Linked DNA regions of Homo sapiens: region 2 is linked to region 1. A link is an interaction called in ENCODE POLR2A ChIA-PET data of the cell type or tissue named here. Cell type or tissue: K562. All regions are shown on one strand. Each heading gives the region's core, and the rest is flanking DNA. Links, peaks and the distances in the headings are about the cores only. Region 1 has its middle 37 kb from the start of LINC01887. Region 2 overlaps LOC101927410 (a long non-coding RNA gene).

Region 1 (4,390 bases), core at 196-4,195:
ATTGTCTTTTGGAAAATTCTAATTATTGGGCTTTTCAAAACTGCTTCTACATTCCATTTTCGTGTATGTTTTGGCTTCTGTCTTTCATGCTGAACGACCTTAAATGTCTGGTGGTTCTTTGTGACTCCCTTAACTCTAGAGGGGCATACCAAAAGGCTAATGGGAAGAGCTGTTGATGGGCAAGGCTTGTGGATAAATGGGCTTTGCATAGGGTGATTTGAATAGGTATCCAGAAGCTTCTTTTCGGAAACTCCAGATGTTTGGTATCTGAAGGTCATTTCTCTGGGCCAGTGGTCTTTCTGGAGAAGACCCTCCCCCCATGTCCTATGGTGGCCCATCTCCCATGAGCAGGTAGCAGGGTGGAAAGTCCTGCAGGCAGGAAGCAGACCTCATTCAGTCCTCCCAGGCAGTCCTGTTCTCCTGCTCCCAGAATCCTGAACAAGAGGTTTTCACTCAACTGAGCATAATGGGCCGCGGGCTATGGGGCGCTAACTGCTCTGCAACCAGAATTTGGACCCATTTCCCTGTTGTCCACTCTTACCTCATTTCTATGACTCCTGGCACATCGAGTTTCCAGACTTTCTGGGGCTCTGTGGGGGTGGAGTGGCCCCTTCCTGTTGGTATCCCCTTCCATAGGCACTTAGATTCCGCTATCTCGGTCCTTCTCCGCTCTCTGCTTTCTGACCTGCTAGACGTGTTACCATTCCTTTCTTTGTACTCCTTAGTTTGAGGATTTCACCTGCTCTACTCTTTTCCTCTCCTTTCCACAGTTTTGTTCGGGGGCAGTGGTAGGAGTGTGCATACCCACCCACCGTGCTTGTCCTTTGGCTCTTTGATAATTTTGAGTCTTTTCTGTTTCATTTGCTTCACTTTCTTCTTTGGGAAGAAATTGTGACCATGGTGCATTTGCGTTTGGGTCATCCATGACATCTTCTATCTGATCGTTTTTTTTTTTGTTTTTGTTTTTTTTTTTGAGACGGAGTCTCGCTCTGTCGCCCAGGCCAGACTGCGGACTGCAGTGGCGCAATCTTGGCTCACTGCAAGCTCCGCTTCCCGGGTTCACGCCATTCTCCTGCCTCAGCCTCCCGAGTAGCTGGGACTACAGGCACCCACCACCGTGCCCAGCTAATTTTTTGTATTTTTAGTAGAGACGGGGTTTCACCTTGTTAGCCAGGATGGTCTCGATCTCCTGACCTCATGATCCACCCGCCTCGGCCTCCCAAAGTGCTGGGATTACAGGCGTGAGCCACCGTGCCCGGCCGATCGTTTTAAGAACTGTCCTGTGATGCTCTGTCCTGCCTACTTTGCCTCTGTGTTTTAATTCGTGGTTACTCTTTGCATGTTTGTTACTTGCAATGCCACTTTCATCTCTTTCGCATTTAAATTTTTTTTATTTTTTCTTTAGAAAATTGCTTTGAACTCTAATATTGTTTTCGTGTGTGTGTGTGTGCACGCGCGTGCATCTCTGTGTGTAATTTCTTTGACTATGGATAAGTACTTATCTAAATTCTCCCTCTTTCTTGTGTAGTATCTCTTATGACACACATTTGTCCTCTGCTTTTTGCTTATGTTGATTTCCCACTTAAAAAATCTTTCTACTTGGGCCCTATGTGTGGTTCTTTCTGATGATTCACCTTTGACTATTACTCAAGGCTTACAAGGGGGTCGCATCACCTTCCAGGCTGTTGTTTGCTTCTGAACATGGCTTCGTGTGTGACAGGAGAGAGGCTTGTGTTTCTCGTGTGCTCCGGGAGTGTGAGCCCCAGCTTCTGCTTTCACTGAATTCTGCTGCCAGCCACGTCCTTGATACTTTGTGGGTGATTTATTTCATTGGCTCGCTATTACTTGGCAGCGGCGGTGGCTCCTCAAGCCAGCGTGGGCTCCAGGTGGCCCCGGGCCGGGAGGCGATGGCCCCGGGCCAGGAGGCGTGGCCACGGCCGCTCGCCGGCGTCCGTCCCCAGGAACGGCCAGCACTGGGGCAGCGGAGGAGGCAGCGGTGGTGGTGGCACCGGGTAGAAGGCGGTGGCACTGGGTAGAAGGCACCGCCGCCGCCCGCCGCGGGAGGCTTCCGCGGAGACTCAGGGCTGCAGAGCCAGCGGAGGCTGAAGGAAGAGAAAGGTAATTTTCCTACTCGCATATATTAATTTCAGTAAACAGATAAAACAATTAGTAAATCAAACATATAAAACAGAATTTTTAAAGAAAATAATCTCCCAAAATATATAAAAGTAGAATAGTTAAAAAAACAGAACCGAATATTTTAATGTAATTTCTAATTTTCAATTAATGAATATTAGGTGGTTTTTTTTGTTTTTTTTGTTGTTGTTGTTGTTTTTGTTTTTATGGAGTCTCACTCTGTCGCCCAGGCTGGAGTGCAGTGGCGCAATCTCGGCTCACTACAACCTCTGTCTCCCAGGTTCACGCCATTCTCCTGCCTCAGCCTCCCAAGTAGCTGGGACTACAGGAGCCCGCCATCAGGCCAGGCTAATTTTTTCTATTTTTAGTAGAGACAGGGTTTCACTGTGTTAGCCAGGATAGTCTGGATCTCCTGACCTCATGATCCGCCCGCCTCGGCCTCCCAAAGTGCTGGGATTACAGGGGTGAGCCATCACGCCTGGCCAAAAGGTACTTTATATTATATGAATAAATTACCCACATTTTGTCAAATTTGCTAAAACTGTCCGGGCGTGATGGCTCAGACCTGTAATCCTAGCACTTTGGGAGGCCGAGGTGGGCAGATCACTGGAGGTCAGGAGTTTGAGGCCAGCCTGGCCAACACGGTGAAACCCTGTCTCTACTAAGAATACAAAATTTAGCCAGGCGTAGTGACGGGCGCCTGTAATCCTAGCTACTCAGGAGCCTGAGGCAGGAGAATCACTTGAACTCGGGAGGCGGTGGTTGCAGTGAGCTGATACTGAGCCATTGCACTCCAGCCTGGGCAACAAGAGCAAAATTCCGTCTCAAAAAAAAAATTGCTAAAACAACATTAAAGTCCATAGTTTTAACTAATTTTATTAGTTGACTTTTAATGCCATTAACCTTTTTTTTTTTTTGAGACTGAATCTGGTTCTGTCGCCCAGGCTGGAGTGCAGTGGCATGATCTCTGCTCACTGCAACCTTCGCCTCCCGGGTTCAAGGGATTCTCATGCCTCAGCCTCCGGGGTAGCTAGGATTACAAGCGTGTGTCACCATACCTGGCTTTTTTTTTTTTTTTTTAAGAGACGGGGTTTCCCCATGTTGGCAAGGCTGTTCACAAACTCCTGACCTCAAGTCATCTGTCTCAGCCTCATAAAGTGCTAGGATTACAGGCTTGAGCCACCACACCCGGCCTACTTGGGTTTTTTGGTTTTGCTTCTTGTGTTGCCTGGGGTGGCCTCAAAGTCCCGGGTTTAAGTGATCCTCCCATCTCAGCCTCCTAAGTAACTGGGACCAGAGGTGTTCCCCAATGTGCCGGGCTAGCTGGTTTCAATTCTATAGAGTACTCTTCAAATCACTGTTTTCCTCTCTAACATCTTCAGTTTCATATTGTACTTCACTGTCTTGTAAACTACTTTTCTGTGGGAGCAGCTATAGTGGATAACATTGTGGTATACATAGTGGTATATACATTGTTGTGATACACATTGTTGCGTTGTGGTAACATTGTGGTATCCTTGCCACATTGTGTTTTAAAAATCCTGGCTTACACTACGGAAGCCTTGGAAACTCCAATATAAAATGGTGTTTGAGAGCCTCATAGACAAAACTGAGAGATTTTTTCTTTTTTAAAAAATAGAATCAGACTAGGCTAAGTGGCTCACGCCTGTGATCCAACACTTTGGGAGGCCCAGGCAGGCAGATTGCTTGAGCTCAGGCGTTTGAGACCAGCTTGGGCAACATGGCAAGACCCCATCATACAAAAAATACAAAAATTAGCTGGGCGTGGTGGCACGCACCTGTAATCCCAGCCACTAGGGAGGCTGAGGCATGAAAATTGCTTGAGCCTGGGAGGAGGAGGTTGCAGTGAGCCAAGATTGTGCCACTACAGTCCAGCCTAGGCAACAAAGTGAGACTCTATCACAAAAATAAATAAAAATAAGGCTGGAGGTGGTGGCTCACGCCTGTAATCCTAGCACTTTGGGAGGCTGAGGTAGATGGGTCACCTAAGGTCAGGAGTTCAAAACCCAACATGGCAAAACACTGTCTCTACTAAAAAAAAAAAAAAAAAAAAAATTAGCCAAGTGTAGTGACACATACCTGTAGTCCCAGCCACCCTGGAGGCTGAGGCAGGAGAATCGCTTGAACCCAGGAGGTGAAGGTTGCAGTGAGCCCAGATAGTGCCACTGCACTCCAGCCTGGGTAACAGAGCAAGAGTTCATCTCAAAAACAAAACAAAACAAAACAAAAAGCA
Region 2 (4,390 bases), core at 226-4,225, 77 kb after region 1:
ACTCGCTCACATAGCATGGTGGTTTCCTGCTACCGGGAAGCACAGGTGGTTCTGAGCACTGGCCACGCCCCACTGAGCAGCACTTACCCTGTGTGTCCATCTCTACATATGGAAGATGAGAAAAGTAATACCCGCCCCCTGGGTTTGCGGTGAGCATGGATGAGATCATGTACGTACAGCACTTAGCAAGGGTCCTGCCCCCATGAAAACTACAATGCATGTTGTTTCTCTGGGACCAGGGGGCACACAGCAGAAAGTGCCTTAGCCTCTCTGTCAAACGTTCTTTTCTGGCGATTTCATCAAGGTTGGGAACAGAGAGACAACCTTCACTTTGGAAGGTAATTTCTCCCCTTTTCTCTATGCCTTCTGGCTGATCCAAGGAGTAGACTTCCCCAGGGAAGTCTGACAATCTCAGTGGCTTAGGAAAGTGCTCCTCCTATGTGGGGTTGAGAACCAAGTGGCCGAACCAAGGAGGGTGAGTGGATTGCACGAGCTCCCCAGGACAGGGTGGAGCTGGAGGGCTGTCTTCCCTTCGACAGTAGCAGCTTTGAAGCACATGTGGGTACTGTTAGTGCAAATGGCATGGAGCATCTGGTGAAGGGCAGGGTAAGATTTCACCAGCTGTCAGTGTCAAATGTCCCCAAGTCTCATTTTGATTGAGATAGAAAAGACATCAAAACCTAATCTGTTAAAGCATTGACCTTAATAATAGTCGTATTTTTCTATATCATCCGTATCGGTAAGCATTTTTGTATTCATGTGAGCTAATTTGTGAGATGATCAAGGAATATGGAAAGACCAGGCCACCAAGCATGAAAGTCTGATTCTGTGGTTTAGTATGACACCTCAGAGGTTCTAGCAGTCCTTGGAGGGTCGTCCAATCGCCCAAGTTTGACCTGGGTGGCACTTTAGACCTGGCACGCCTCTTACTCTCAGTATTCTGAGAGTAAGCTCAGAATACTCTCAGCTTTTGCAGCCATCTGACTCTCTGACCTCAGAGCAAAGGGGCTGGAGACAGAGCTGGGTGAGGTGCTGGGGGAGAGTCATTTCCACTGCCCTCATTACTTGAAGGATGCAGGTTGAAAATTCCCTGTTGGTAATTCATTAGCCTGGGAAATAAATAACGTGGAAGGCACAGAGGTGGCATAGAGGAAAGTTGCTCACCAGTACCCAACCCCCACACCGGCCATACCAAACAGGTATGTGGGAACCCAGGTGCGGGGCACGATTTGACAAGTGGGGGTGCTCTCCGGCCAGTGCTCGCCAGGCAGCAACAGGAGCCTCTGGTGGAGAAGCAGTGCCAGCAGGATGGCTGGCCCACAGTGCAGACCGGCTTCCTGGGAAACAAGGCAAGTCCTGGCTCCACCACATCTTTGGCAAGTCTCTAACCCTCTTTCTGTTTCTGACTGCTCATGCTTTTAGCACAGGGTTTGACACATAGTCGTAAGAGCAAATACTGGAACATTATTGATATTATTAGTCTCTCAGCTCCTGAAACCATCTCCAGCAATCTTTCTCTGCCCCTGCACATGGAGTAAGGGTCTGGGTGGGAGAGGCAGGCACAGTTTTATCTGGCTTTCCCTGAATACCTTAAAGAAACTCCAGCGGGGGTCAGGTCTGCGATGCTAGCGTAATTGCCGAAGTTCCTCTGTCTCTTCGAACTTCCCTCCAGGACATTCCCTCCGCAAGCCTTTCTCTCCCCTTTCTCACCATCTGGTTTGCTTTCATACCTACACTTGCCGTGCTTCTGGACGTCTGTGGCAACCCTGCTGTGAAGGTCTCAGGTACAGAACTTAGTCTTACGTGGAAGAAAACACAGGGCTTCCCAAAGGTCTTACTGCAGGTTTAAACTGTAATGGTGTTAGAAGTATAAATAATACAAACTTAGAAAAGGCAACATTGTAAAGGATAATAATTTAAACATTTAAGATACTAATATCTTTGCTATGGACATGCAAGATAACCGCTGTCTTGTGCTAGTGGTTCTAGTCCATTTTCAAACTGCAAACACGGAGAAGCAGCCACAGGAAGGTTGCCTTTGAAGATCCTCCAAAGAACATCCTGGGACGGAAGGTCTGATGGAGACTGCCAGTGAACAACAAGGCCTCTGCCATGCTGTGGGTCTGGATGAACATCTGGACATGGTCTCACATGCAGCCTAAAAGCTGAAATGTAATACTCAAATTTGCAATGCTGAAGTAATGGGGAATATTTAAATAAACTTCCAAATGATGAGTTCTCTAAGTCTGCAGCATTTATATTTCTGATTTGGGACACACTAGATAGCTCAGTACCAAGCTATGTATCCAACCCAAAAGGTCAGAAGAAGAATACAGAATAACACAAAGAAGTAAAAAAAAAAATAAAGATAAAAACCTTTATAAACTAGAAAGCAAATAATAGGGAAAAATACTACTCTGAAAATCCTAATAAAATAGATTGAATAATAGGCAAATGTGTTCAATAAAAATATGTGGGAATATAACCACAGATACTTATGTCTTAATATAACACTTTAATATTTTAGGCCGGGCACGGTGGCTCACACCTGTAATCCCAGCACTTCGGGAGGCCGAGGCGGGCGGATCACGAGGTCAGGAGATCAAGACCATCCTGGCTAACACAGTGAAACCTCGTCTCTACTAAAAATACAAAAAAATTAGCCACGCGTGGTGGTGGGCACCCGTAGTCCCAGCTACTCTGGAGGCTGAGGAAGGAGAATGGCGTGAACCTGGGAGGCGGAGCTTACAGGTGGGCACCTGTAGTCCCAGCTACTCGGGAGGCTGAGGCAGGAGAATGGCATGAACCCGGGAGGCGGAGCTTGCAGTGAGCCAAGATTGCACCACTGCACTCTAGCCTGGGTGGCAGAGCGAGACTCCATCTCAAAAATAATAATAATATTTTAATTTTTAAAAATGCCCCTTATTCAAAACAATGTAGACTCTGAGAACCAATCATTTGTGTGCACTGTTTGTACCAAGTGCTTTTATGCCAAATCTAACTTGGGCAATGTAGTTTCAGACTGTTTTCTCCATGAAATGTAATGTATTCTTTCCTCATTCAATATTGCGCTTAAGAGTCTGTGTAGGGGAATTCTGGGCAGATAAAGGTAGTGCAGTCTAGAGCCTGGCACTTCCTCAGTCATGCCCTATTGCCTCCCCTACAAACAAACAAAAGAAGTGCAGATGAGAACTAGGCCAGGACAAACCTGGACTCCAAAGAATGACATGACAGCTGCAGGAGGAGCCCCTCACAGGTGGGAGAAGAGAGGAACGAGGACGGCCTTGCCAGGCAGAGCTGGGATCAGGTCACCCAAACAAGCGATGGCCCCTGGACCCTGGAGGGTTTTCTTTTCCCCATACTCATTGGTGGGTGAGGGGCTGCGCAGGGCTAGGCCTGTAAACTCTCCAAAGTGACAGGTTGTAGCTCCCTCCCACGACCAGGCCCCATGCCACATCGGCCCTGAGAAGAAGCTGTTGGGGAGAGTCTATGCAGCGCAGACCAGTTGCTACTGGGAAGAGAGGGCCCAGAGTGGGCGGGGGGACAGAGCGGAGGTCTCAGGAAGGAAGGGCGCACTTAGGAACCAGTGAAAACCACAGCGGAGGGGCCTCCAGTGCTGCGAAGCTGGAAGAGCTTCCTACCCTGACGTCAGGGAAACAACCCCTGCAAAGGAGTGACAGGGAAGGACTGTGCATCAATCCAACACCAAATGTGGCCAGTGAAAAAGAATAAGGGGCAGGCTGGTGGCCTTTGAGACTGTCAAAGTTTGCCAGAAAGACATGCTCACCAATGGGTGGAAACCATAATCCAGTGTTTCAAAATGAACTCACATAAATTCAGAAAATAATAGAAGACATGAAAGAACAATAAAAATCAGAATTAGAAAACTCAGAAATGAGTTAGCATTCGGGAAGAAATTAGCGAAAAAGTAAAACATGGTTTGGGAAGGGATGACTCAGAAGTACAGTAAGGGAACAAATGCCACAGATATGGCAAGGCAAGCGGTCACCTTACTGACTGGGCTAATCAACCCAGGTCAGCAGAACAAGGAGGCTGTTGCCACCCAGCCAGGCAGGGAAGAGTATGTTGGTGCTCAGGGGATCATCCCTCTTTGGTGCTTGGTGCCCAGTTTGAATGACAAAGAGGCAAAGCTGTAGCCAGGACCCGAGGAGGGCTTGAAACCAGGACTTTGGGCCCCTCGGCTTCAGGGTCTGGCTGACCCCGCCAGGGCTGCTGGCCAAGGGTGAAGGGATCTCGAAAGGGTGCGGGAGGGGTGGGTGATGAGTCTCACTTTGGCCTTGAAACCAGCTGCAGGGGGGCCTGTAGCTCCTTTCACTTTGCTCTTCCCTTGCAAGAGAAGTAAGACCTCACAGGCTTACTCTGGAAGCCG

What was found. ChIA-PET counts read pairs that join two places held together with the same protein. Peaks named below come from ENCODE experiments on the same cell type or tissue, not always from the same donor. Only the 100,000 strongest peaks of a DNase experiment are listed, where the experiment ranks them.
Region 2: POLR2A ChIA-PET joins it to region 1 with 8 read pairs; 2 of 35 experiments call an interaction of 5 or more read pairs at or near these places.

The regions. Positions count from the first base shown.
Region 1 is chr18:10,587,317-10,591,706 of GRCh38, forward strand. No RefSeq gene overlaps it. Among named protein-coding and RNA genes, the nearest start is that of LINC01887, 37 kb to the right of the region's middle. In K562, for the core only: no CTCF peak of the experiment used is centred there; a DNase peak (open chromatin) is centred at 1,915; H3K4me3 peaks cover 450 bases.
Region 2 is chr18:10,664,649-10,669,038 of GRCh38, forward strand. It overlaps LOC101927410 (a long non-coding RNA gene), which reads left to right. Exons shown (of 3, transcript NR_110777.1): 3 at 1-2,239. Among named protein-coding and RNA genes, the nearest start is that of LINC01887, 40 kb to the left of the region's middle. In K562, for the core only: no CTCF peak of the experiment used is centred there; no DNase peak of the experiment used is centred there; H3K27me3 peaks cover 2,891 bases.